Linked DNA regions of Mus musculus: regions 1, 3, 4 and 5 are each linked to region 2. The links are chromatin loops, found by intact Hi-C in ENCODE. Cell type or tissue: left cerebral cortex. All regions are shown on one strand. Region 1 overlaps Stab2 (stabilin 2). Region 2 holds the start of Nt5dc3 (5'-nucleotidase domain containing 3). Region 3 overlaps Nt5dc3 (5'-nucleotidase domain containing 3). Region 4 holds the start of Gm16271 (predicted gene 16271). Region 5 has its middle 7.8 kb from the start of Ascl1.

The links. Peaks named below come from ENCODE experiments on the same cell type or tissue, not always from the same donor. Only the 100,000 strongest peaks of a DNase experiment are listed, where the experiment ranks them.
Region 1: it touches region 2 in a loop (1.9-fold over the local background); 9 of 42 quality-filtered maps call a loop at or near these places.
Region 3: it touches region 2 in a loop (2.3-fold over the local background); 9 of 42 quality-filtered maps call a loop at or near these places.
Region 4: it touches region 2 in a loop (2.5-fold over the local background); 9 of 42 quality-filtered maps call a loop at or near these places.
Region 5: a loop joins it to region 2, with 4 times the contacts of the local background. A loop is called at or near these places in 2 of 42 quality-filtered maps.

The regions. Positions count from the first base shown.
Region 1 is chr10:86,959,889-86,964,888 of GRCm38, reverse strand. It overlaps Stab2 (stabilin 2), which reads left to right. Exons shown (of 69, transcript NM_138673.3): 10 at 4,572-4,705. Among named protein-coding and RNA genes, the nearest start is that of Gm16271, 9.8 kb to the left of the region's middle. In left cerebral cortex, no CTCF peak of the experiment used is centred here; a DNase peak (open chromatin) is centred at 2,762.
Region 2 is chr10:86,776,512-86,781,511 of GRCm38, reverse strand. Ttc41 (tetratricopeptide repeat domain 41) reads right to left here. Exons shown (of 16, transcript NM_001003910.2): 16 at 4,669-5,000. The coding sequence ends at 4,691. Nt5dc3 (5'-nucleotidase domain containing 3) reads right to left here and starts at 2,507. Exons shown (of 14, transcript NM_175331.3): 1 at 2,201-2,507. The coding sequence starts at 2,402. In left cerebral cortex, a CTCF peak has its summit at 1,953; DNase peaks (open chromatin) are centred at 1,998, 2,582 and 2,838; H3K4me3 peaks cover 3,164 bases; H3K27ac peaks cover 1,825 bases.
Region 3 is chr10:86,826,744-86,831,743 of GRCm38, reverse strand. Nt5dc3 (5'-nucleotidase domain containing 3) reads right to left here. Exons shown (of 14, transcript NM_175331.3): 13 at 1-44. Among named protein-coding and RNA genes, the nearest start is that of Nt5dc3, 50 kb to the right of the region's middle. In left cerebral cortex, a CTCF peak has its summit at 2,024 (motif pointing right); a DNase peak (open chromatin) is centred at 173.
Region 4 is chr10:86,970,087-86,975,086 of GRCm38, reverse strand. It overlaps Stab2 (stabilin 2), which reads left to right. Exons shown (of 69, transcript NM_138673.3): 6 at 2,155-2,250. It overlaps Gm16271 (predicted gene 16271), which reads right to left and starts at 2,946. Exons shown (of 5, transcript NR_165263.1): 1 at 2,788-2,946. In left cerebral cortex, a CTCF peak has its summit at 2,965 (motif pointing left); DNase peaks (open chromatin) are centred at 1,870, 2,188, 2,396, 2,944 and 1 more place; H3K4me3 peaks cover 194 bases; H3K27ac peaks cover 648 bases.
Region 5 is chr10:87,483,347-87,488,346 of GRCm38, reverse strand. No RefSeq gene overlaps it. Among named protein-coding and RNA genes, the nearest start is that of Ascl1, 7.8 kb to the left of the region's middle. In left cerebral cortex, no CTCF peak of the experiment used is centred here; DNase peaks (open chromatin) are centred at 1,920, 2,262 and 2,659; H3K4me3 peaks cover 1,142 bases; H3K27ac peaks cover 1,239 bases.

The sequences.
Region 1 (5,000 bases), 180 kb before region 2:
AGTATAACCAACAGTAGTGAATGTAAGAGACATTCTGGATCAAGGGTCAGGGCCTTCTTGTTCATTGCATCCTCATACAGTAGAAACAGGGCTAGCATGTGCTCTGAGGTCCCTTTCCAAAGTGTTAATCCCATTGGTGAGGCTCTACCTTATAACCTATGTCCCCAGTTCCTAGCATAGCACTCTAGAGATTAGGATTTCAACATAAGAATGTAAGGACAACCTATCAGTCTAGAGCACTGCTCTGTGCCATGATGTTCTCAACTGCATGCCTCCTGCCTTCTCTTCCACTTGGAACATCCTCCAACTGAATGGTACACCTGCTTCATCTGAGTTGGACACACACAGAGATCCTCTGATGCCAGTCTGGTGTCTCCTCCCCCAGGGGCAACACCACCAATCCTCCACTACAATCTTTCTCCGGAGCTCCTTATACACTTCTCTAGTCCTCATGGACCAGCTCTGTGATGAGCACCTCCAGGCTGTGTGATCTTCACTGAGCTATGTAACCTCTCATATGTAAAATAATACGTAAAATGGAGTGGCTGGAGAGATGGATCAGCAAGCACATGCTGTTCTTGCAGAGGACCCAAGTGCAGTTCCCAGCATACATGTCCAACAGCTCACAACTACTCATAACTCCAGCTCCAGGACATCTGACACCTCTGGCCTCATCAGACATTTCCCTGTACACACACACACACACACACACACACACACACACACACACACACACACACTTTAGACAGTTGAGCTAGAGAGATGGCTCAGTGGTTAAGAGCACTGACTGCTCTTCCAGAGATCCTGAGTTCAAATCCCAGCAACCATGTGGTGGCTCACAACCATCTGTAATGGGATCTGACGCCCTCTTCTGCTGTGTCTGAAGACAACTACAGTGTATTTAGATATAATAATAAATAAATCTTCAGGCCAAAGAGGTCCTGAATTCAATTCCCAGAAACCACATGATGGCTCACAACCATCTATATAGCTATAATGTACTCATATACATAAAATAAATAAATAATTAAATAAATCTTTTTTAAAAACTAGACACTTAAAAGCAATTTAATAAAGCTAAGTATAGATCGCATCCTATAGTTGTTATGTTAAAATAGATATCACAGTGACTAATGCCTGGCCTATGAGTTATCAATAAATTCTAGTTATTACAATTGCTACTGATTTCTATGTCCAACTAGAACAAAACTACATCCTATTCACCTTTCCTGTAAACATGTGTCACTGGCTGAACCAATGGGATGAATGAGAGCTTGGAGCAACACATGAATCAGTGAAGGAAAGGAAGAAATGAAGGAAGCTCGTGGTGTACGTCTCCTGGAAACCTACACTAGCTCAGCCCACACAGCATCCACAGTCACCAATGTCAACCAATAACACAAAGTGCAAATGGCTATGTGTGCTTTCAAAGCCTTAAGAGATGTTTATACTCCATAAAAACAAAATAAAACATTAAAAAAATAACAACAACCCTATGCACCAAAGAGGTTCTGAATGCGCCACAGAAAACTGAGAATATTCAAGTCAGAAAACAGTCCCCAGAACGACTTGGACTTTGGCCTGAGGTTTAAAGGAAAAATTAAAAATATTTATGTCTCCTACATTCCTCGACGCTGAGGCCGTTAAAACGGGATTCTCACTTCACATGAGACAGACCGTTGGCCTCATAAGGACTTGGCGAGAGAAGGATCTTCAGTAGCTGACAAGAGTTCCACATGGAGTCCTGGTGAGGCCTGTGTGGTTTGCACTGAGACTTTGAATCTCCACAGGGAGGACTGCATCACCTCCAAGAGCTCCAATCCTCAGTAAGCTCCCACGCCTTAATTAATCGGTGCCATACTTAACGACCAGAAAACTGCCAATAGGAAAAACAGTCAGAGGAAAACCGACCATTAATGCCTTTTAAAAGGAAGCATAGGGAGGTATTGCACAATGGTATGGATTTGGAAAGCTGAGGCAGGAGGATTGAGAATTGGAGGCTAGCCTGGACTACATAGCGAGATCCTATTTAAAACATATATCAGTTTAATGCTTCTGGGGTTTGTGGCAGGCAGCAGGTACCCAAGTCTTACATATTACTCTGTAAGGGAAAGGGATCAGGAGGGTTGGAACATGCTGCTAACAGGATTCTCTCTTCGGAGGAAATCCCTTTGAGGCTCAGTGAAGGCTAGACTGGAGAACAGAACAAAAATGGCAGAAAAAAGAAAGAAAGAGAGAAAGAGAGAAAGAAAGAAAGAAAGAAAGAAAGAAAGAAAGAAAGAAAGAAAGAAAGAAAGAGAGAAAGAGAGAGAGAGAAAAGAAAGAGAGAGAAAGAAAGAAAGGAAGAAAGAAAGGAAGGAAGGAAGGAAGAAAGAAAGAAAGAAAGAAAGAAAGAAAGAAAGAAGAGAAGAGAAGAGAAGAGAAGAGAAGAGAAGAGAAGAGAAGAGAAGAGAAGAGAAGAGAAGAGAAGAGAAGAGAAGAGAAGAGAGATCTAAAGGATCCGTGCTGTGGTCCAGGCACAGGGCTCTCAGAGGTTTATCCTATATACACAGCTGAGTGCATGAGAGTACAGTTACTCTCTGGGATACAGCCTGAAACACATCACTTCTGTGCTGTGCTGAGAACTGAACAGTACCCTGCAGCTCCCTCAGCTCTCCTCCTTGGAAGGTTCCTCCCCTTCCCCGTGTTTCATTTCTCCGTTGTCTCCGGATCCTAGTTAACATCACCTTCCTTCACACTTTCACAGTTTCAGCTGTCAACTCTGAAAACAGGGACAGGCAGCCTCCAGCACCCCCAGATTCAGAGCTGAGTGCTAAATTTCCAGCGATTTCCCAGACTTGTTGACAGCATGTTAACAAGTAGTTTGAAATTAGCCAAGATACGATGATAAAACACTGAGGTTGCCAAGTGCTGTCAATCAACACACTAGACATTTGCCAGCCGAGGCTCGCACATCTTTACCTCTGAATGACTGCATTAAATTTATATCATTTGTCTGACTTCTGGAATATAAGTATTTGACTCGATTCCTATTTATTGTGTGACTGTTGACTATGAGTGTCCTAAACACCTGGCCCTGTTCTGCATTCTGGAGTGAGCACAGAGAACAAAGACACTCAAAGCCTTTCCTCTCACTGGAGAGGGAAGTGAATATTTATCACATAACCAGACCAAGCAGGAAAACGTTACAAAGAGGGGCCACAGTACAGTGATAGTGCATGCAATGAGAGCTGACCCAGCATGGAAATGGGCTCTGAGGAGGCTTTCCTGGGGAAGAAGAAACCTCGGCTAGGAAGGGAGAGAGCAGGGGGCACTTATTTTATGTGGATGGCCTGCAGGCTGCCTTTGTAACGTGTTAGCTAATTTTTCCACTGTGGTGACAACATATTCTTACAAAGGCAGCTTAAGAAAGGGGTTTACTTGTGCACATAGTTTGAAAGCATCGCCCATCATGGTGGGGAAGCCACAGCCCAGGAGCCTGAGGCAGCTGCAGCTGCAGTCAGGAAAGAGAAAAAAAAAACGCTTGTGTGCAAGAAGTAGGGTGATGAACACGTGTTCTCGGGAAGCAGAGAGTGATGAATGCTTGTGCACAGGAAGCAAGGTGATGAACACTTGTGCACAGGAAGAGGAGAAAGTGCTGAATGCTTGTGCACAGGAAGCAGAGACTGATGAATGCTTATGTACAGGAAACAGAGAAAGTGCTGAACGCTTGTGCACAGGAAGTAGAGACTGATGAACTGAACGCTTATGTACAGGAAACAGAGAAAGTGATGAACGCTTGTGCACAGGAAGCAGAGACTGATGAACGCTTATGTACAGGAAGTACAGAAAGTGATGAACGCTTGTGCACAGGAAGCAGAGACTGATGAACGCTTATGTACAGGAAACAGAGAGTGCTGAATGCTTGTGCGCAGGAGCAGAGACTGATGAACGCTTATGTACAGGAAACAGAGAGTGTTGAATGCTTGTGCGCAGGAGCAGAGTGATGAATCCTTGTGCCCTGGAAGAAGAGAGAGAGTGAAGAGCGCTTGTTTATGGCCTGTCCCTTCTCTTTTTTGTTCAAAACATAATCCTAGTCGCATGAATGGTGCCACCCACAGTTGAAATGGGTTTCCTCTCCTCAATCAACCTAATGTAGATAATCTCACAGTCGTGCCCATAGATTCGTCTCCAAAGTGACTCTACAGCCAATCAAGTTGGCAATCATGCTTAACCATGGGTAGCTTATTCTGTCCTTGAGGCCCTTGAGTCGACATTTGTAGCAAACATGTCGTGAGTGATTCTGATGTGGATGCTTTCTGGACCACACTTTGGAAATTACTTCTACAAAGAACATGCAAAGCTGCCTAGTGTTAATAAGTGTGCACATTATATTATCTAAGCACATTCTGGAAAGGCAACCCTAAGCCAGGTTCTACACTTGACTGCTCACTGAGTCTGTGGTTCTCCCGGCCTCTCCAATCCTGTTCATTATATTGTTCTCCTCATCTGTGAAATGAAGCGTTGGGCTATGTACTCTCAACTCTTGATAGCTCCAAGGCCTTGAGAATCTGATTTCACCCTCTCTACAGATGCACTTGCCAGAAAGGTTATGTGGGTGATGGCCTGAACTGCTATGGAAACATCATGCAGAGACTCAGAGAATTAAATACTGAACCCAGAGGAATGTGGCAAGGACAGCTGACTTCCTTCATCTCAATCCTGGGTATGTACATGTCGTCCTTGAGGGCAGCCCTCTTTCAGCCCAGGGCATCTGCTAGATACAAGTAGGCAGAAAGGGACAGACAAGGCTGGTGCATTGGGACTAGTCCTAGTGGGGACAGGCCATGCTGGAGTGATGGGGAGGTGGAGACAGCTGCTTGCCAGGCAGATTTAGAAGTGGAGGACAGGTCATGACATTGCCATAGATTAACAGACTAGCGATAAGATAGACAACCACTGATGTAAAAAACTATCCCTTATTTCCTTGACATCCTGGGTTTTTCAAGGATGAATAAATG
Region 2 (5,000 bases):
AAATAAAAATAAAAGAGGAGGAGGAAGAAAAGAAAGAGGAGAAAGAAGAGAAGAGAAGGAGGAGGAGGAGAAGAAAAAGGAGGAGGAGAAAGAGGAAGAAGAGGAGGAAGAGGAAGAAGAGGAAGAGGAAGAAGAAACACCAAGCTATGTTATCCCCTTACTGCAACTAAGGGCCAGAGAGGAAGAAACTCAGCTTTTCATGCTCCGGACTTAGCACCCCAAACCGACACTCCCCAGGACTGATCTCTGTCTACAACCCAATACTGCTTTATTCTCAGAGGCTAACTGGGAGGGTGGGGGGACTCATTACACCATACCAAAACTCTACCACGTCAGTAATATCCCCATTTTCTGTATGGGTGAACAAACTTCAGGACCTTTCTAATTCTCACAGGCCACAAGGGGTAAACCCTGTCTAAAATATCAAGAGAGAAGAAATTTTACCTCTAGTTTCTTCTAAAGATGCAATTACCCTTCAACCTTTGGAGACTGGCTTCCTACCCCCACCCCACAGACACACTCCACAGTGTAACTCCCTAAAATATACATTTTTTTTGTATGTTAGATGAATGGTACTCTTCTTTTTATTGTTAAGTATTGTTCCATAGTAGGTACATACCAAAACACTGAGTCATTTAACCATAGCTCACTCCTCAAGAGGACATGTGTGAATTGTCCCAATCCCACAGCCAAATGGGTTTAAATATTGTATAGGGGTTTCTGTATTTCATTCTCTCCATACATGTCAGTAAAGTTTTTAACCAAAAATACAGAATAGCCTGGCATAGTGGCACACACCTTTAATCCCAGGATTCCAGGAGAGAGACATGAGATCTCTCTGAGTTCGAGGCCACCCAGGTCTACAGAGTGAGTTCCAGGACTACAGAGAAAAATCCTGTCTTAAAAAAAACAAAAAACAAAAACAAAAAAAACCAAAACAAAACAAAACAAAAGAAAAGAAAAACAAAAGACAGGAGTAGTGAGTGGTTCGTGTCTATAACTCCAGCACTTGAAAGACTGAGGCAGGAGGATTGCTTCAAGTTTAAGGTTACCTTAAAACCCTGTCTCAAAAAGACCAAAAAGAAAGAGGAAACTAAGCAAGAGAGAAGAGCTGACAGGGCCCTGACAGGACACACGTTTGCCTGGAATGGTGGTTCCCGCCCGCCTGGAAGGATAGAACACACAGGAGACTCATGACTTTAAGGCCTGGAATACACAACCCATCTCAAAACACTTGCCTGGCCAAAACCAATAAGCCACTCTTTCAAAGAAGTCTCCATTGCTTACACCTCGGAATGTGTTGTGAAGATATTCCAGGTGGGTTTTGTTTCACTTGAACAGGCATGTGGCCAAAGATGCAAATGGAAATCCTACAAAAACGTTCCCTCACCAACCCCCTTCCTCATGTAGCACCCTCCCCAAACCACCCCCTCCCCAAATCCCAGTGTCCTCTGACAGCTTCAGTGTCTGTGCTTCACTGGCCCTTTACTCCAGGTTCCAAACGTTTGACTGCAAGAAGCACAAAGCAACACACAGGACAATGGATTCCCGACCCTGAGTCAAAATCAGTTTTTGCTTAGGCCCCTTGCTCGCCCTTCCCGTCTACATAATGGACATGACCCCCTCCTCCGGAGGCTATGGGCGATTCAGAGTCGACATCAATACCTGATACTATTATAATCTGGTTCCTCTTTCCATTCCTTCTCCGATTCCCTAACCGCCCAGCCAAGCTCTTTCTCAGTTCACCTGACCACAAGTATTCCTCTTCTCCTCGCAGAGGGCGGTGGATAACCAGACCACCCTCCCCTTTCAAACAGCACATTTTATCTACTCCACCCTGCAAAAGGGAGACCGGCTCATCCTCCTGACCCAGTCGCCTGCGCTGGAGCCTGTCTAGGACAGCGCGGCAGCAAGCTGGGCTGCTACTACCATTCCCAGGGTGAATGACACCTAACGGTGTTTGGGGGAATGTCTTCCTACCGACGCCCTTGGAACTCTCGCAGCGGCCCAGAGCACTTGCGATGTACACTCCAGATTTAACAATCCCCAGGTATGAAATAGCTTCCCCGGCGGGGGAAAGCCAAAAAAGAGTTGCGAAGTTTTAGAGTCGCCTTCCCCGCGGGGGCCGCGCGACAGAGGCAGGGTGCGGGGGACCCGAGGGGTCCTCGAGTGGGCGGCGCAAGCTGGGACACGCACTCACCGTCCGTGCTCCTCTTCGCCTCGTGGTAGCGCGCCCACAGGTAGCTTTTCATGTCCACGGCAGCCGGGGCAGCCGGGGCAGAGCACAGGCGCCGAGCGCAGCCCGAGCGCGGTCGTTCTCGAGCCACGGCCCCGCCGCAACTCCGCAGCCCTGCCGCCGCCCTCGCCCCGGCCCCGCGGGCCGCCGCTGCCACCGTGGCCATGCTGCCTCTAAGCTGCCAGTGGCACGGATGGCCAGCGTCGCGAGGCTCCGGGACGCACGCCGGCAGTTCCTACGTCTGAGCAAGTGCCGGCGCGGCCCAAGAACCACCCACGGTGGGGCGGAGCCGGGGGCGAGGCTGGGGAGGTGGGCGGGTTCTAGAGGGAAGCAGGAGGCGGGGTCAAGGATTAGGCTAGGAGCTGCGGGATGGGTGGGGCCTGAGCTGGGTCAGGGGCGGGGCCTGGTTGGAAAGAGGAATGCCCCGGCTGAGTAAAGAATAGGGTCTAGAGAGAGAATGAGTTGGACCATCTCGATTGCGTCAGAGGCAGAGTCAGGGACCGAACCTGGGGAGACAGAGCCGGGGGCCTAGGCCAGTTAGAGGCTGGGTCAGGTGTGGGCCTGTGGAAATGGAGTGGGACGGAGTCTGGGTTGAGTCAAAGGCGGAGTCAAGGGCGAGGCCTTAGAGAAAGCGGGTTGGGCGTGGCCGGAGCTGCCAGGGCTCAGCGCCCGGTCGGCTGCGGTCACTTCCTGACCCGCGAGGCAGGAGGGGGCGGAGGGTGGTTGAAGTCACACGGGCTAGGATGACTCATCTCCGACCCTATCGCTGCCAGCAAGACTCTGCTCTACCTTCCTCTTGCCTTCCGTGGCGGGCCCCAATTCTGATTGCACTGATGAGTGTACGCACTATCCATCTCTGATCCCAGTCTCTGGAATGCGACCCACTCCGTGTCAAAGGCTTCTGCAGGTATCTCCTGGATCTCAGGTGCCTCTCTGAGACTGCCCTGAGGCTGAGCTTGGGCCTATCCAAGAGTTGCCCTTTAAAGAGTTGCTGGGCCGAGATTACACTCGAGGTCTAAAGTCGTCTGCAAGATCCTGCCCCTGAAGACTCCCGATAAATGTAAATTTCCTTAACAGTGCAGGCCTCTGGAAAGCCGGGTTCCCACCTCCAGAGAGGTCCTCCGGACATGATTAGCAGTCTCCTGCCCACGCTGGCAGCACGCTTGGTACCTGTTCCACTCACTTGCTTAACTGCACTTATTCCATGCCGCTCCTGCGGGACTTTCTATCACCAATTCAAGACCTACCTGAGAAACACTGGGCCCCAAGAAATTCCCAAAGTATCCCATGGTGACCACTGAGTAGGGGGGGGCGGTTATAGTGGGAATGGCTAGAATAATGAGAGGACAGACAAGGCACAGTGTGAGACAACCCCAAGCATTAGCGACTCAAGTTGTGGGCTGGAAGAGTCAGATGTTTTTGTGGAAGGTGATGACACTGGAGCTAGTCCCTGACTGATAATGAAAACCATTAATAGAAAGCTGGCTGTATATTTTATCGCATACACTCTTCCCAGCTGTCTTAAAAGGAACGTACCGCGTCTCTCCTTTAAACACAATGAAACCGAGGCACAACAGAGGTGAGATTGCTTGCCTATCGTCACAGAGCTGAGTCCCCTCTTCTGTTGGGTGGTAGGGAGGACGGTAGCTAGAAAGTAATCCTTAACTGTTACAGGTTAATGTTTTATGGATCAGTGATAAAATTGGAGGACAATAAAATGTGCAAATCGATATGCTATCAAATCCATGGGCTCTGGTCATTAAAAGCTTCCTTTATGACTTGAGGACATTTCACTTCCTATCTTTTCTTATTTTTACTAATAAAAAGTTTTGGTGATAACAATCATCAATTTTACTTAGGTGAATTTTTAAGTCAAAATATACTATAGAATTTTTTTTTAAATTACGATTGGTAAGAGTGCTTCTATATATTCTCTTAGACTATAGGACCCTGTGGAATCACGATTGTTGTACTTACCATAGAAACGTGGATCACTTGAAACCCACCCTTTGTAACTAAAACCAGATACAGCGTTATAAGAGAGTAAGAAAACTGAATCCCCAGACCTGGATAGTGACCACTCCTGCAGAGTTAAAAGAAAATATCTGATGAAAGAATCCAAAATAGGTGCTAGGGACCTGGCGTAGTCTGTTAAGAGCTTGCGAGCACGCGCCAGCACTGCTATAAAAAAATGACAGCCAGTTCCTATGGCCTCAGCACAAAGAACGGAGAGACAGGAAGCCCCCTGGTGCTCACTGACTACTAGGCGAATAGAATCCCCGAGCTCCAGGTTTCAGTGAGATCTCAAAAAATAAGGGGGAAAGCACGAGAACACTGACATCGACCTCTGACCTACACACAAACACGTGTGTGCACACTTGTACCACACACACACATACGCCTTTCAAGAGAAATGAGTAAAAACTCAAAGTACAAAACAGCCCAAAATTATTTTTATTCCTTATTGGGGTCATCTGAGGTCTTCAGCAATTTTGATTCAATCTGAGATCTTCTTGGGAAGCCTGGCTTCTGAGGAGTGAAGCAGTACTGAGGAGTGTGGAAGAGCCACTTTTCTGACACGAGTTCCGATATGGACTTCCAGGGATTGTCCACATTATGAGGTAGCTGCAGGGGTTGCCGGCAGATGGAAGTGATCAGGCCCTTTCTGCTGTCCAGCTCAGCAGAAGAAACACTCTGCCTTGAGAGTCTCACCAAGCCGTTCTTGTCAATGAGCGAGACCGTCTTAAGGGGACAGGCTGCCTTT
Region 3 (5,000 bases), 50 kb before region 2:
TTCCACTCCTGTAAAACCAGCTGTGACTCGGCGTCTCTGTGGACCTGCAGGGACATAAGCCAACAGTTTCCAGGGCTCTGCTTTCAAACACACTCGTTAGCAGTAAGAGTTATTTAATGGGAAACTTTTCATGAAGGAATCCTTCCTCCTCCTTAAGTCTAACAGTTGGGCACTTGTGTGAAGTACCCACTTTCCCCAGTGAAAGCCTGGCTTGTTGACACACAGAGAAGATCCAGCTGTCCAGTACTGGAAACCTAAGGCGTGGGCTGCTCTTATGTCAGCCTGACACACAAACTAAAGTCATCTGAAAAGAGGGAACCTTGACTGAGAAAATGCATAAGATCCAGCTCTAAGGCATTTTCTTAATTAGTGATGGATGGGGGAGGGCCCAGGTCATGGTGGGTGGAGCCATCCCTGGGCTGGTGGTCCTGGGTTCTATAATAAAGCAGGCTGAGTAAGCCATGAGGAGCAAGTCAGGAAGCAGCTCCCCTCCGTGGCCTCTGCATCAGCTCCTGCCTCCAGGTTCCTGCTCTGCTTGAGTTCCTGTCCTGATTTCTTTGGGTAATGAACAGCGACTTGGATGCACAAGCCAAATAAACCCTCCCCTCAACTTGTTTTTTGGTCATGGTGTTTTGTTGAAGAAATAGAAACCCTAACAAGACAGCCAGCATAGGGCTGGAGTGAGGGTGCAGCAGACAGAGGCACCTGCCACCAAGGCTGTTGATCTGAGCTCTTCCCTGTTGAAAGAAAAAAACCACCTCCCGCAAGATATCCTCTGACCTCACACAAATGAGGAGGTGTGCGAACACTATCGTGCACATACACCACTCTAAGACAAGTGTAGCTTAATCAAGAAAAATAGAAAATTATGAAGACATGAAACTTATTAAATGTTATATATAAACACATTACATACACATATGAAATGTGATGTGCCCATTACATCTATTTTTTATTGGCTGTTTTCTTTATTTACATTTCAAATGTTATCCCCTTCCCCAGTCGCCCCCCCAGCCCCTATCCCATCCCCCCTGCTTCAATGAGGGTGTTCCCCCACCCACTTACCTACTCCCACCTCCCTGCCCTCGAATTACTCTACACTGGGGCATCAAGCCTTCACAGGACCAAGTGCCTCTTCTCCCATTGATGCCCGACAAGGCCATCCTCTGCTACATATGCAGCTGGAGCTATGGGCCCTCCCATGTGTACACTTTGGTCAGTGGTTTAGTCCCTGGGAGCTCTGTGGGGGTCTGGTTGGTTGATAGTGTTGTTCTTTCTAAATATACATTTCATGATACCTACTGCCTCTCCTCCCTGAATAAGATTGCAATGGTTGAGAAATGGGCAAGAAGGGGGTGGTGGGCGTGGTGGGCGTGGCAGTACACCCACAGATTCTAGCTAAGCCCATGACAGCTGGAAATGAGCACTGAATGAGCATGTTTTAAACTAATTCGAGACAGGAGAGGAACAGTCTTAGTTTCTATATCCCTTAATGTTACTTTAGCTTCAATGGAAGGGAAATATGACTTTCTGAGGAGTCAAAATGTAAGCAGATGGAAAAAAATTTGATGGACAGGACCCTACAAGCCATTATGTGGCACACAAACAACCAGAGTCAGGGACTTACAACTGCAGGGGACACATGGTGCTGCCTCAATTCACCACCTTAGGCAATCTTAGGACTCAAGAGGACAAGACTATACAACAGACCACGTGCTTCCCATCTGACAGTCAAAGATCTGCTGCCCAGCTCAATAGTCAGCCAGACAAAACCTGTCGCGGCTGAGCCCAAGACTTGGATTTCTTGCCTGGTATCTGTCACCACCCAGGACGTAGCTGACACTGACAATATCCTATCTGTGCTCTACTGCAGCACCAGGGCCCTGAGCTTGCACCACTGTGAGCTCTGAGAGGGGTTCTGTAGACATGTTTTTAGTTAGGGTTCACATTTATTTTATACGTGCATGGGTGTTTTGCCTGCAGTATGTCTGTGCCTATCACATGCATGTAGTGCCTATGGTGACCAGAAGAGGGCATCAGATACCCAGGGACTATAATTACAGATGTCATGTGGGTGCTAGGAATTAACCTGAGACCTCTGCAAGAACAGCCAGTGCTCTTAACTCCTGAACCATCTCTACAGCCCTGGTGTCCACATTTTACATTAACAAATTACCCACCACAGACTCTAGAGCTAAAATCCATAGGGTACCTCAAGGAACTTCTAGACATGCAAAATATGGGGAAGGGGAAGAGATGTGTGTGTGTGTGTGTGTGTGTGTGTGTGTGTGTGTGTGTGTGTGTGTGTGCTTGAGCATGTGTGCATGCATGTGTGCCTGTGTTCATTCAGTGCCCACTGAATTCCAGGTTTCCCTGTGCCAGATACTGAAGACACAACAGGCAAAAAGAGGGCAGCCATTGTGGGAACAGGCCACAGAAAACCCCGGGACAACCCAATCTTCAGCCTCACCTCTGGCCACCACTCCATCCTAGTCCATAAACTAGGCCCCTGGGACCTCACATAAGCAGGAAGGAGCTCGCTCACTAGAGATAGGGTGCTTATATCTCTGACATTCCTAAGCAGAAATGCTTACCTCCAAGGCATGGTCTTAGAAGGTCTGGCCTTAGGGGGGTAATTAACTCCTTGAGTGGGACTGCTCTTACCAATGAGATCCACGGCCTGATAAAGGAGACCTCAGAATTCTCCAACCTCTCTACCATACGAGGCCAGATCTTACCAACAGTGACAGCTGGCACCTCAGTCGGGGAACTGCAGGAAGCAGGTGGTACTTAAGCCACTGGTCTATGACAGACTGACAGCAGCCTGGTGTGAATGAGACAGAGCCACACCTGCAAGAGGGAAGTCTCCAGGGTGGTGACTAGCCTGCCGAAGTGCCAAAACTAATCTCTTTCTCAGAGTAGCTGCCAGAAGCCATGCAAATTCTCCTCTGCACTCCCAGCCCTCAGGTGAACCCAGCGCAGGCTCTGTAGATGGAAAGAGCCGACTGGAAGATCCAAGTTCAAGTTCCAAGTCCAAGAACCATTCTCCAGGTCAGCATTGCCAGAGATGGGGGAGACCGCGTGTCAGCTGCCTCTGCTTCTCTACCACCAGTCCTGACTCTCTTAAGTTTTTTGTTTTTCTTGTACACTTTATTTACTTGGGGAGAGGGCATGTATGTGTCAGCATGAGGAGACAAGAGGTCAGAGGCAAACTGCAGGATGGATTCTCTTTTGAGAATCCCAGTACTGAACTTAGGACACCACACTTGGCATCTTCATCCACTGAACAGGTAAGCCCTGGTCCTGAAGTTAGAGGGCGCCCAAGGACGATGGTGGGACCCAGTGGACCGTGACCACAGACGACCGAGCAAATACAGAGCAGCTTTCCCAGGGCAGGGCCACCCTGCTCTGTGCCTGTCCTGAGAGAGCTCTTCCTGGGCCTGGCTCTGACACCCTAACACCTACCCTCCAGGGCTTTCTCCATCACTGCATCGCACCAGCAATCTCCTCACCAGAACCCACGGCACCAGCATCAAATGTGCTTGTCCCCATGAGAGAAAACCTACCCTCGTGTGCCATCCCTTCTCTACAAGGGACACTGTCAAACAATCCTCAAGTATCAAGCCTATTTAAAGTACTTGGGTCTAAGTTATTAGTCACAATAGTACTTTTTGTTCAGTTGGTGTTGATGTTGGTGTTGGTTTGGTCTTGGGTTTGGGTTTCTCTGGGTAGCTTTGGTTATTCTGGAACTCATTCTGTATACCAAGCTGGCCTCGAACTCACAGAAACCCACCAGCCTCTGCCTCTGCCTCTTAAGTGCTAGGATAAAAGGCATGCACCACCACTGCCTAGAAATATTTATTATTACTTAATGGCTGTACTGAGAAACACTGAGTGCTTATGACATAGTCCAGAGCCCACACACCCTATAATATCCGCTTCCTGGCCTTTAAAGAAATTTGCCGCCCGTATGCGGTCTGAGCGGCCTCCTGCAAAGGCCCACAAGTCACCAGCTCTCCTAGCAGCAGCCACACCCATTTTAAACGTACTTCACGACCAAGGAGAGACTTCTACTCTTCTGCGTAACTCGTCAGGCTTAACTCCAAATGACTCTGCTGCTCTTCCTCAAATTAAACCCAATCTCCCAGGACATGTTTTCTTAATAATGGGATACATTCTCTGAAACTAACCACCACAGGAGCGCTCTAGATAATGGAATTTTCCAGACTGGGGCTGTGGTGCTGAGGGCCGGGCAGTGAGAAAAGACACTCATCTGACAGCCCACCCCTTGAAATGTGGTACCAATGAGGGCGTCAATGCACCAGAGCTTGAGGGGACCAGGCAGGTGAAGACCAGAGGGCCGAACACCAGAGTGAGGCCAGCATCAGGGATTTCTCTACTGGGCTCAGGGAATCTCTGGATGGACATGTGCAGGCTGTGATCTCAGGCTTGTCCCAGAGAGCCGAGAGGAGGAAATGAGCACAAGGGTCTAACCTTCAGTCAGTCAGACTTCACAGCTACATGGCTTCATACTACAGACTACTCTATAATGAAAAGTTACTTTCTCTCTCAGCCTCAGTTTTCTCTCCTATAAAACCAGGGTAGAAATATACGTGCTATTTCCCCTTTCTTACTTCCCTAACCAAGTCTTGTGTAATTCATTCCATATGTCACAGAAATATTGTCAAGGCTACCCATTCTCTTAACCAAGGCTACCTATTCTCTTAGCCATCAAGCATTTTCCATAGGCCAGAAAGGAAAATAAACAAAACCTGTTTCCAGAGCCATGTGCCACTCGGTCACTACAGCCATGACATGCAGGTCACTTGTGAGTCTGATCAGATGCACAGTCACAGAAAGGGTGCAGGTCAGGCAGAAGCCACCTTCCTTATCCTCAGGGCACGTCCCCAAACCCTTATAACCTAAAATCGTGGGCACCATCAAACCCTATATATACACTGTTTTTCTTATCTGTGCATACCTATACCAAAGATCGATTT
Region 4 (5,000 bases), 190 kb before region 2:
CAGAGCTTGGCTCTTCCAAGCGCTGCAGCCATCGGTAGACGCTAACGTGCTTCGCTAAAACAGGGAAAAAAAATCCACCACCACCACAAACAAAAACCAGGATTTAAAGATGGCTGTGACAAATCAAGTGCTTCAGCTCTGTGAGTAAGCACTTGCTAGTTAGCTCCCAATTTTTCCATTGGTAAAGTGGGATTAATAATGTCTCACCTGTATCATGTCGCATTAAACCTCAAAATGCCCGAGAGAACAAGTGGCCAGTAAAGGCAAGCACAGGTCCAGTCTTGGGCAAGGAGAGGAAGGGACATACCTCAGAGGCAAAAGTGAACAAGAAAAGAAATAGCTCAATCAAGATAAATGCGCGTATTAGCTTTTGGGGGCCAATGTAACAAGGCAGCTCAAACTGGGCAACTCGTTCTGAAAGCTGAAAGTTCAGAGTCAAGAACTTTTACTCCTTTTAGAATTTTTCCATCCCTGCTGGAGCCCAGAGGAGCAGAGAGTCTGCTTTGGGACTCCTGGGATGGCACCATAGAAGTGAAATGTCCTTGAAGGATGAGGGGGACCTCACATGCCACACCAAAGGGATGTAGAGAAGCCAACGCACAGGGTGCATGGGCGCTGGACACACAGGGTGCATGAGGATACACTGTGCATGAGGACACACTGTGTGCATGAGGACACACTGTGTGCATGAAGACACAGGGTGCATGAGGACACACTGTGCACGAGTGCAGGACACACTGTGTTCGTGGGTGCTGGACTCACAGGGTGCATGAGTGTTGGACACACAGGATACATGTGTGAGGGATGAGGGCTGAGTTCAGGATGAACGTGTTCCTTCCCCCTGCAGTGGTCTTCATGAAGCCTGTGCCCACCCCACCTCTTCCTGGCCTGCTCCCATTGATGCATAGGGTGGTAACATTTATCACACTGTGCTGTGATTAGCTATTTCCTTCCATGAGCTCTTTGAGGTTGGAAACTTGACTACTACAGTATTCTGAGTTTGCTGGCTACATTACAAAGATGAATGGGAACAAACAGGAGTCATCTTATACACATAGAAAACAAATGTGCAAAAATACAAGAGTGGATGGGCTGGCAACCAGCTGGAGACAGTGCACTAGAATGCTTCAGCAACAGTGGCTTCTAGAGGAAGACTGGAAAGGACCTGAACAGGAATAGGGACAGTGAGGCAACAAATAGGATGTCCAGGACGGAGATTGCTCTGATTGCCCAGGTGGGTCCAGCATGGGTGGAGGAGGTAACCATAGAGACAGCAGCATGAGAGGAAGTTGGCACTTCACATGAAAGTGGAGAAAAGGGTCATGAATCTAGAAACACGCGATTCTTGTAGAACAGCCTTACTGCGACTTTGATTTTAATCTAATGGGACATTTTGTCCCCCAGAACCGTCAAATACATTTGGACTGTGTCTGGCTCCTCTTCAGGACCGTTTGTTACAGCGGCAACAGAAACCTCATACTCTGTGCTTTGCGGGAGTCTTGGCTTCAGTATGCTGCTGGCTAGCTTGTTAGTGAACCGTGTAACAGATGAGCCAGCAGCTGGATGCAGAAGCTTTGACCATTTATGTGAAAGGCCCTTCATTTGCCAACCCTGACCTATCACTGGGCTGAGAAGCCATCTATTTTTAGCAGAAACCAGGGCATAGTCTTTCTGAGCCCTGCTGTGTTGTTACATTTCTACTCCCTGCACTGCCTTCAACATGCAAGATCTGCTTACAGAGATATCAGCCACCCACAAGGACAGCCTCATGGGAAGCTCTCTTCTTCATACAAAGACACCAAGTCAAACGGGGTAGCAAACAGCTCAGTAGAAAAGAGAAGCCCAGTGTCCATGATGATGCCAAGCAAGCTTTAGAGCCACATCCTTACTTAATGCTCAGTTAGCCTTGGAACCATTGTCTGCCTTACACTCTGAAAATCCCAACTAGGATAAAAGAAAAAAACATAGCCAGGATTTAAGCTAGGTTCTCTGGGAGTTTCCTCTACCTCATGGAGAGACAGACAGACAGACAGACAGACAGACAGACAGACAGACCGACAGACAGACAGAAGGGCTGTCTGAGACTGTTACCCTTCCAGGATCTTTAGGAGAACCCCTATCAGATGATGACAGACCCTCATTTTCTGCCCACAGTGTGCAGTTGTGTCCATGGTGTGTGCAACAGCGGGATCAGTGGTGACGGAACTTGTGAGTGCTTGTCTGCGTACAGGGGGCCCAGGTGTGACAAGCGTAAGTGTTTCTTCACCCACTACACCAGACCAAAGAGATGCTGGGATGTGTTTTTTCTTTTCTGTTTGTTACTGGGGCTCCACTGGAGCTGATGGACTGTCAAATGTTTCGTAAGAGGGAGCCGAAAACTAGGCAAACATTGTAAGAAGAGGTAAAGAGAAGAGCAAGGGGGAGGGGGGAGGCAGTGGGTGGATGATTGGCAAGAGCCGTGCTGTAGGGAAGGCTGAGCCGAAGGCAGCATGAAGGGCGGGGTACTGAACGAAGTATTCAGGCTGGGAGGACAACAGGGGCCATGGCAGTAGACAGTCCATAAAGAAGACAAAGTATCGCCTCAGTTATAAAAACTCATTAACAAACGCAGACGACGGCAGAAACAGAGTTTCCAAAGCCAGGTGACTTACTTACCCAAGGGCACAGAAATGACAAATAGAAATGGGGGCCAAAGCATTGGGATCCATGGGAAGTTATTTACAGTCTATGACACTAGGTCTGGTTAGAAGATGAAGAGCAGGGGTGAGTGAAATCAGGGGGGCTGACCTTAAAGATGAGACCGGTGCACTCCGGGTGCACAGCCCGGCAGAAATCCCACTGAGCCCTGTGGACAGCTGCAACAGCAAAAACAAAACAAAACAAAAGAGGCACCCCACTGAGCGCTCTACCCTGCAGCCCAGTCGCTCCTGCCTGCTACGCTGTACTGCCAGCGCCCTCTACTGGCAAACCTTAATTCTGTCTAGAAAAGAGAAATTCCCTTTTGACCTCCCTGTTAAAGGCCTCTCCCAGTCCTAGCTCAGCCAATGGCAAAGCAGTTTCCACAGAGTGAATTAGAAGCTGAGATGATTTTTAAAATAATCAAAATGGTCACTCAACAGACCCTCTGGATTATAGTCTCCGATGGAATAAAAAAATATAGAACAGTTTGGATTCCACGCAGGACAGACTCGTTGTATTGGAAGCCCAAGGTGTGTATGTACTGTGGATATGGCCAGTACATATACCAGTCAGCCTCTGTCTTTTCAACACAGCCCTGCAAACCTGTGAAAAAAGTTCACACTAACCCCAGGTGGGGTGCTGTCCTCTCTGTGACCTCAGCTAGTCTCTGTCCACCTGACACCACCCATTACCACCCAGGAGACCTGTGAGCAAACCTTCTCAGTAAGACAGGGATCCAGTCCAGAGAGCTTCCCATGGAAGGAATGTCAAATTTGCTTCCAAGTGAAGCATAATTTTTGTCAAGCCATAAGATAAAGACTGGGACAAAAAAAATGCAATTCTCATGGCAGGTATACTTTTTTAATGTCAGGAGTATTTTTTAAAAATAGACCTAAGAGCAAATAATCAGAATCAGACGTGAAAAGCAGCAATAAGCACAGGGCAAGAACCCACAAGTAACTGCGATAACACACACACAGCCAGGCGGAAATCAGATGGAGGGTGCTTTTGTTTGGTATGATTTTTTGCCCATTCTATTCCTCCATTTGCAAATGGATTATGACAGTAAAGGTGTGGGTTCCTACCAGCTAAGGCGGAGGAACCTACCAACTGTAACACAGACTTACAGGGTGATGCTGTAATTTACCCTGAAAAGGGGGAGGGCTGAGAAGGGTTAGATAAGAATTTATAGACCAATAAATCCATGGCATAGCATTTGTAAGAGAAAACAAGGTGGAAATAACCTGAATGTTGAGATTGGATAAATTTTGGTAGATCCTAAACTAGTTAATGCCAACTTCTATATGAAATAAACATAAACCCCAATGGTTTGACATTATGGTTCTCTAGCCATAAAGCAGGATACTACATCAAAGCCATGAGCTATGTTTGGATTATTTAAGTTGCTGGGAGAAACATGGAGACTGGAAAGATACACCTGTCCAATGCCATAAGACCTACTAGCCTGGGTCAGTTCATAATTTCGTATGAGATCATGCTACATTTTTTTTCCGTGACACTATCTTTGCTTAGCTGCCCTTTAGTGGCTGTTGTGGTTAAAAGTAAGTTCCAGGACTGGGGAGAGGACTCAGCATCTCAGAGTACTTGCTGTGTCAGCACGGGGACCTGAGTTTGAATACCCAGAACCCAGTGTGGCTTGTGCACGTAGAAGCACTAGCCGGACGTGGTGGTGTACGCCTTTAATACCAGTACTCGGGAGGCAGAGGCAGACGGATTTCTGAGTTCGAGGCCAGCCTGGTCTACAAAGTGAGTTCCAGGACAGCCAGGGCTACACAGAGAAACTCTGTCTCAAAAAAAAAAAAAAAAAGAAGAAGAAGGAGGAGGAGGAGGAGGAGGAAGAGGAGGAGGAGGAGGAGGAGGAGGAGGAGGAGGAGGAGGAGGAGGAGAAGGAGAAGGAGAAGGAGAAGGAGAAGGAGAAGGAGAGGAAGAAGGAGAGGAAGAAGGAGAGGAAGAAGGAGAGGAAGAAGGAGAGGAAGAAGAAGAGGAAGAAGAAGAAGAAGAAGAAGAAGAAGAAGAAGAAGAAGAAGAAGAAGAAGAAGAAGAAGAAGAAGAAGAAGGAGAAGGAGAAGGAGAAGGAGAAGGAGAAGGAGAAGGAGAAGGAGAAGGAGAAGGAGAAGGAGAAGGAGAAGGAGAAGGAGATGGAGAAGGAGAAGGAGAAGGAGAAGGAGAAGGAGAAGGAGAAGGAGAAGGAGAGAAAACTCCAGCACTAGCACTGTAGGACTCAAAGACAGGAGGATAGCTGAGGCTTACCAGCTACAAGCCAAGCTCCAGGTTCAGTGAGAGACCCTATTTCAAAGGAA
Region 5 (5,000 bases), 710 kb before region 2:
AGGAACAACCTGATTCCTCAGTATCCATAGCAAGTCCGTTAAACCATACACAGGGATCTGATAACTAGCCTTATGGTAGAAATTACGAGACCAATACATATATTATGCCTGCATGATTTTTGTTTCCCACTCTAGGTATCCTGACAACTAACCAAACCTGTGTAAATCACTGTTTAGACTGAATTTGTACCAACTATCCACACGGAACAGTATCTAAGAGTTAAAGAAGAATCAAAGTTTCTTAGAAACTCCAGCTTGGATGACCCCCCAAGAAGCAGTCCTCGTGATCCAGTCTTCACCTGCCAGTTATCTACCCTTCTGTTTCTTCCTAGGATTTAACCACGAATGTGAAAATCCTTGTGTTTTTGCTTTTTGCGTGATTGCACTGTGACTTGCCGTGTATGCAGAAGTAAGTGCCATGCCCAGGAACAAGGACCTTCTCTGTCTTGTTTATTATCGACACTTTAGTGCCTGAAAACAATTGTTTAGAGAAAAGAATCCGGGTGATCTGCAGTGTTCTACTGATGTGTCTGTCGCATTCTGTTACCTTTAATCCTCAGAGTTAGTCTCTGTCTTTTTCTGCCCCATGTCTTAGCAAGCTACCTACCATAGAGTTCATCACTGGAGCTCTCTGGCTTTCCTGCTAGGTTTGCCCAGGGAGAGGCACCAGAAAAGAGTACAGAGTTAGAAAGGGAGACAGGTTGGGGGAATCCATATTCTCTTATTCACTTGCTCTGGAAGTGGAGGCTCCTTGATCCAAGGCCACAGTTTGTCAACTGTTGTTTCTGCCACAGATGCAACTTTTTAATGTTCAATAACAATCTTTCCTCTTGCAGGCTCAGAGGTTACTATCAGTGGCTTCCCATTTTTACTGGTCTCTACTGCTCAGGTGTTACCCCTCCAGGCTCACTTGCCCTCACCCATATGTATTTCTGTCTCTTTATTAACTCTTCTCATCTGCCCCTTACGGGGCAAATCCTCTTCTGCCCCTGACTGCTTCTTAACCATTGTGCCTCATGATCAAATGGACGGATAACTTTCCTGTGAGATTTTTTAGGGTTCTCAAGTAGGAGTCTTTCTAAGGTTGACACAAACTCTCTTCAACATCATCTCTGAAAATCTTACTTCATCTCTTTAGATCTGCAAGTTTGGAAAAGAAGTTAGTTACACATTTGATGGCAGTGGAGTATAATATAGCTCTAATAAGGATGAATACTAAAGAAAGGGTCTCAGAGATGCCAATGGCTGTCTTTCAACCGGCTCCTTTCAGGTTGATCTTTTTGAGCTCGGTAGAGAGTTGGTGCTAGGTAAGGTGAGCAAAAGCTGAGGCAGGTGGAGCCACCTACAGCCTCATGGTCATTTGGCTATGTGACCTAGTAAGCACTTACTTAAAGGGGGGGTGGGCAATGATGAAATGTTAGTAAATAGCCAGTATCTCTAGGACTTTATTGTCATAGATTGAGTCGTCAATATATGCAGCATTTAAAAAAAGACCACTAAGAAGTCTTTTTTCCACGTACTAAAACCAATGACCGCGTGCATTTCCCCTTCATTATGGCTTTAAAGTCTCTCTGAACGTCCCTCTACTCTTGGGCCGAGACATGACTGTTTTCAAATTTCTCGCAGAAATTCCAGGTTATGGAGGAGGCAACGGTAGGGAAGCAAATAGATTTCCTGACACCCCCCCCCCCGCCCCAATGCTCTTTCTCTGCTGCATGTGAGATTGGCTTGGCTCTAGCGCGGGTCCGAGTTATATGCGTTCTTCCTTTGTATGCAAGATTAGGTTGTTACAAAAGAGGGTGTGTAGGTTAATGGCAGGAAGCAAGTTGCAGTGTGCAGCGCTAGCCTGAGCGCGTGTCGGGCTTAATGATTTATTCAAGCCGCTGCGCATCCGGGCGTTGATTGGCTGCAGGCATGCGTCTGCTGTCAGCTGCTCGCGCTGGGGCTACCTGATCCAGAGGGCGTGGGGAAGGGAGGTAGGAGCCCAGGTAAAAGGAGATCAGACTGGGAACCCTTTCGCAAGGGGCCGTGAGGGGCGTGAGGAGGAAGAATAGGTAGAAGGTGAGGCCCACATTGAATGAATTAGGTTAAGGGAGACAGTAGAGAGAGGGAAAGGAAAAGGAGAGATTGGAGAGACGAAGAGGAGAGAGAGGAAAGGGAGAGGAAGAAATGAAGAAGGGCGCCGAAAATGAAGAGAGGTTGCAGAGCCCAGTGGGAAAAGCTCCCAGAACGTCTGGCGTGCGCCCCTCTGCAGGCGGCCAGCCTCTCACAAAGCCACTTTTGATGCGATGGCTATTGGGCTATTTTGGGGATGAGCTGGAGGAAAGCCGCCAAACCATGCTCCTTTAAGGGAGTCACATTCTACAAAGTGGGAGTAGAGGTTTGGGTCCAGAGTCTGAACTGTCCTGCACAGAAATGGATGCAGGAGACAAAACGCCAGAAGCAAAGGCACTTAGTGACCATCTCCCCAACCCCTGTCCCTGCGAAAAGACCTATGGACCTGTCCTTCTGCTGTTCCAGGACCAAACCACCTCAGCTACGTCTTTCAGGAACTGTCCTTGTCGACTCCACCTCTTCTTTCCTTCTTTCTCCATCCTCCTCTCACTTATTCTTTATCTCCCCCGCCTCCCACCATTTCCGGTCTAAAATCTCAACAGCAAAATCACACGTCTCTAAATTAGAGCGGCTTCCAGCCAATAAGCCCTTTGAAAGAAAGTGGGGTGGACGGGAAGAGGGAGCAAGAGAAGACTGCTGCAGAAAAACCTGGCACTTGAGACGCCAATGGGGAAAATCAGACCACTGTGTGCATCCACTGAGATAGAGTTGTTGAGAGGGGAGAGGCAGCAGACAGGACCGTGGCCTCAGTGTTGGGGGGCTGAGAATTCTGTCAACAACCTTTCCTATCCAGAAGACCCAGACAGAAGTAATGGTGGCCTGTCCCCTCCCCTCAGAGTCCACACAGCTAGCCCTTGTCCCCCTCTCACCCACCCCAGCTATCTTTCTTTACTAGAAAAACAGTCTGTCTCCATTGTCCAGGTGCCAGCAGGGCTTTTGGAGAAAGGGAGGCCGGCCAGCCCTCTGATCAAACTCAAAGGTTAGTTAAAAGACAAAACCAGATGAAAAGTCTTCATGAATAATCCTGGACCACCCCCACCCCCCACCCTTACCCCCACCCCCACCCCAAGCTCCCCAGCTCAGTGTAGGGCAAGCCCTTGCTCAATGCCCTAGCGCTTCGTTATGCTGCTTGCCTAAGTCAGAATTTCACAGAAAGCCCCAGAAGAAAAGCTCCCACAATTAGAGGTCGCCTGTCAGAAAACATTAACGCCTTCCTCGCCCAGCCTGTCAGACATGCTGCACGGACAAACCGCCATGGCGAATTGGCCCTCCACCCCTTGAAGTCGCCAGCCAAAGGAGCAAAGATTTGCAAGCCAAAGGAGCTGGGGTTCGCAGGAGTGTTGTTTTGGTTAGAGCCTAGGTGTGTGGGATGTTGCTGGCTTCTGCTTTCTCCTCAAGGTGCCAGGGAGAGGTCACAGTAGGGTCCTGTAAGTAGACAGCTCTTGCTCAGGGAAGCTGAGACAGCCCTGTTTGTTTTATAAAGAGAAGATTAAAATATGTATGAAAGACTATATTTTTTTCCTTTGTCTTGTTCATCCCCTCCCCCCAACCCCTTGAGACTAGGTCTCTCTGTGTAGCCCTGGCTGTCCTGGAACTCTTAATGCAGCCTAGGCTGGCCTTGAACTCACAAAGATCTGCCTGCCTCTGCCTTCCAGTGCTAGAATTAAAGGTGTGGACCATCACATTTACTGAGTGTATTTCAAGCGCCAGGCATCGTATTTTGTTTATGATTGAAGCCGTCCCATAAGACCACGTTTTAATTATAACATATGGTGTATATATTAGTATTATCTTCTAGGTGTAAAACCGTGTGTCACAGAGATGCGATATAACTTATCCCTGGTTACAGCTACAGGTGGTGACAGAGACAGACTCTAAACTCAGATTTGCCAACTCCAAATTCTATAGGCTTTCCAACATAACCCAGCTTCTTGTTTCTTTTTTTCTTTTTTTTTTTTTAATTAGGTATTTTCCTCATTTACATTTTCAATGCTATCCCAAAGGTCCCCCATACCCACCCCCCCCAATCCCCTACCCACCCACTCCCCCTTTTTGGCCCTGGCGTTCCCCTGTACTGGGGCATATAAAGTTTGCAAGCCCAATGGGCCCCTCTTTGCAGTGATGGCCGACTAGGCCATCTTTTGATACATATGCAGCTAAAGACAAGAGCTCCCGGGTACTGGTTAGTTCATATTGTTGTTCCACCTATAGGGTTGCAGTTCCCTTTAGCTCCTTGGGTAATTTCTCTAGCTCCTCCATTAGGGGCCATGTGACCCATCCAATAGCTGACTGTGATCATCCACTTCTGTGTTTGCTAGGCCCCGGCATAGTCTCACAAGAGACAGCTATAACTGGGTCCTTTCAGCGAAATCTTGCTAGTGTATGCAATGGTGTCAGCATTTGGAAGCTGATTATGGGATGGATCCCTGCATATGGCAGTCACTAGATGGTCCATCCTTTCGTCACAGCTCCAAATTTTGTCTCTGTAACTCCTTCTATGGGTGTTTTGTTCCCATTTCTAAGAAAGGGTAAAGTGTCCACACTTTGGTCTTCGTTCTTCTTGAATTTCATGCGTTTGGCAAGTTGTATCTTATATCTTGGGTATCCTAAGTTTCTGGGCTATTATCCACTTATCAGTGAGTACATATTGTGCGAGTTCCTTTGTGATTGGGTTACTTCACTCAGGATGATACCCTCCAGGTCCATCCATTTGCCTAGGAATTTTATAAATTCATTTTTAAAAATAGCTGAGTAGTATTCCATTGTGTAAATGTACCACATTTTCTGTATCCATTCCTCTGTTGAGGGGCATCTGGGTTCTTTCCAGCTTCTGGCTATTATAAACAAGGCTGCTATGAAGATAAAGGGGGCAATACACTGCACAC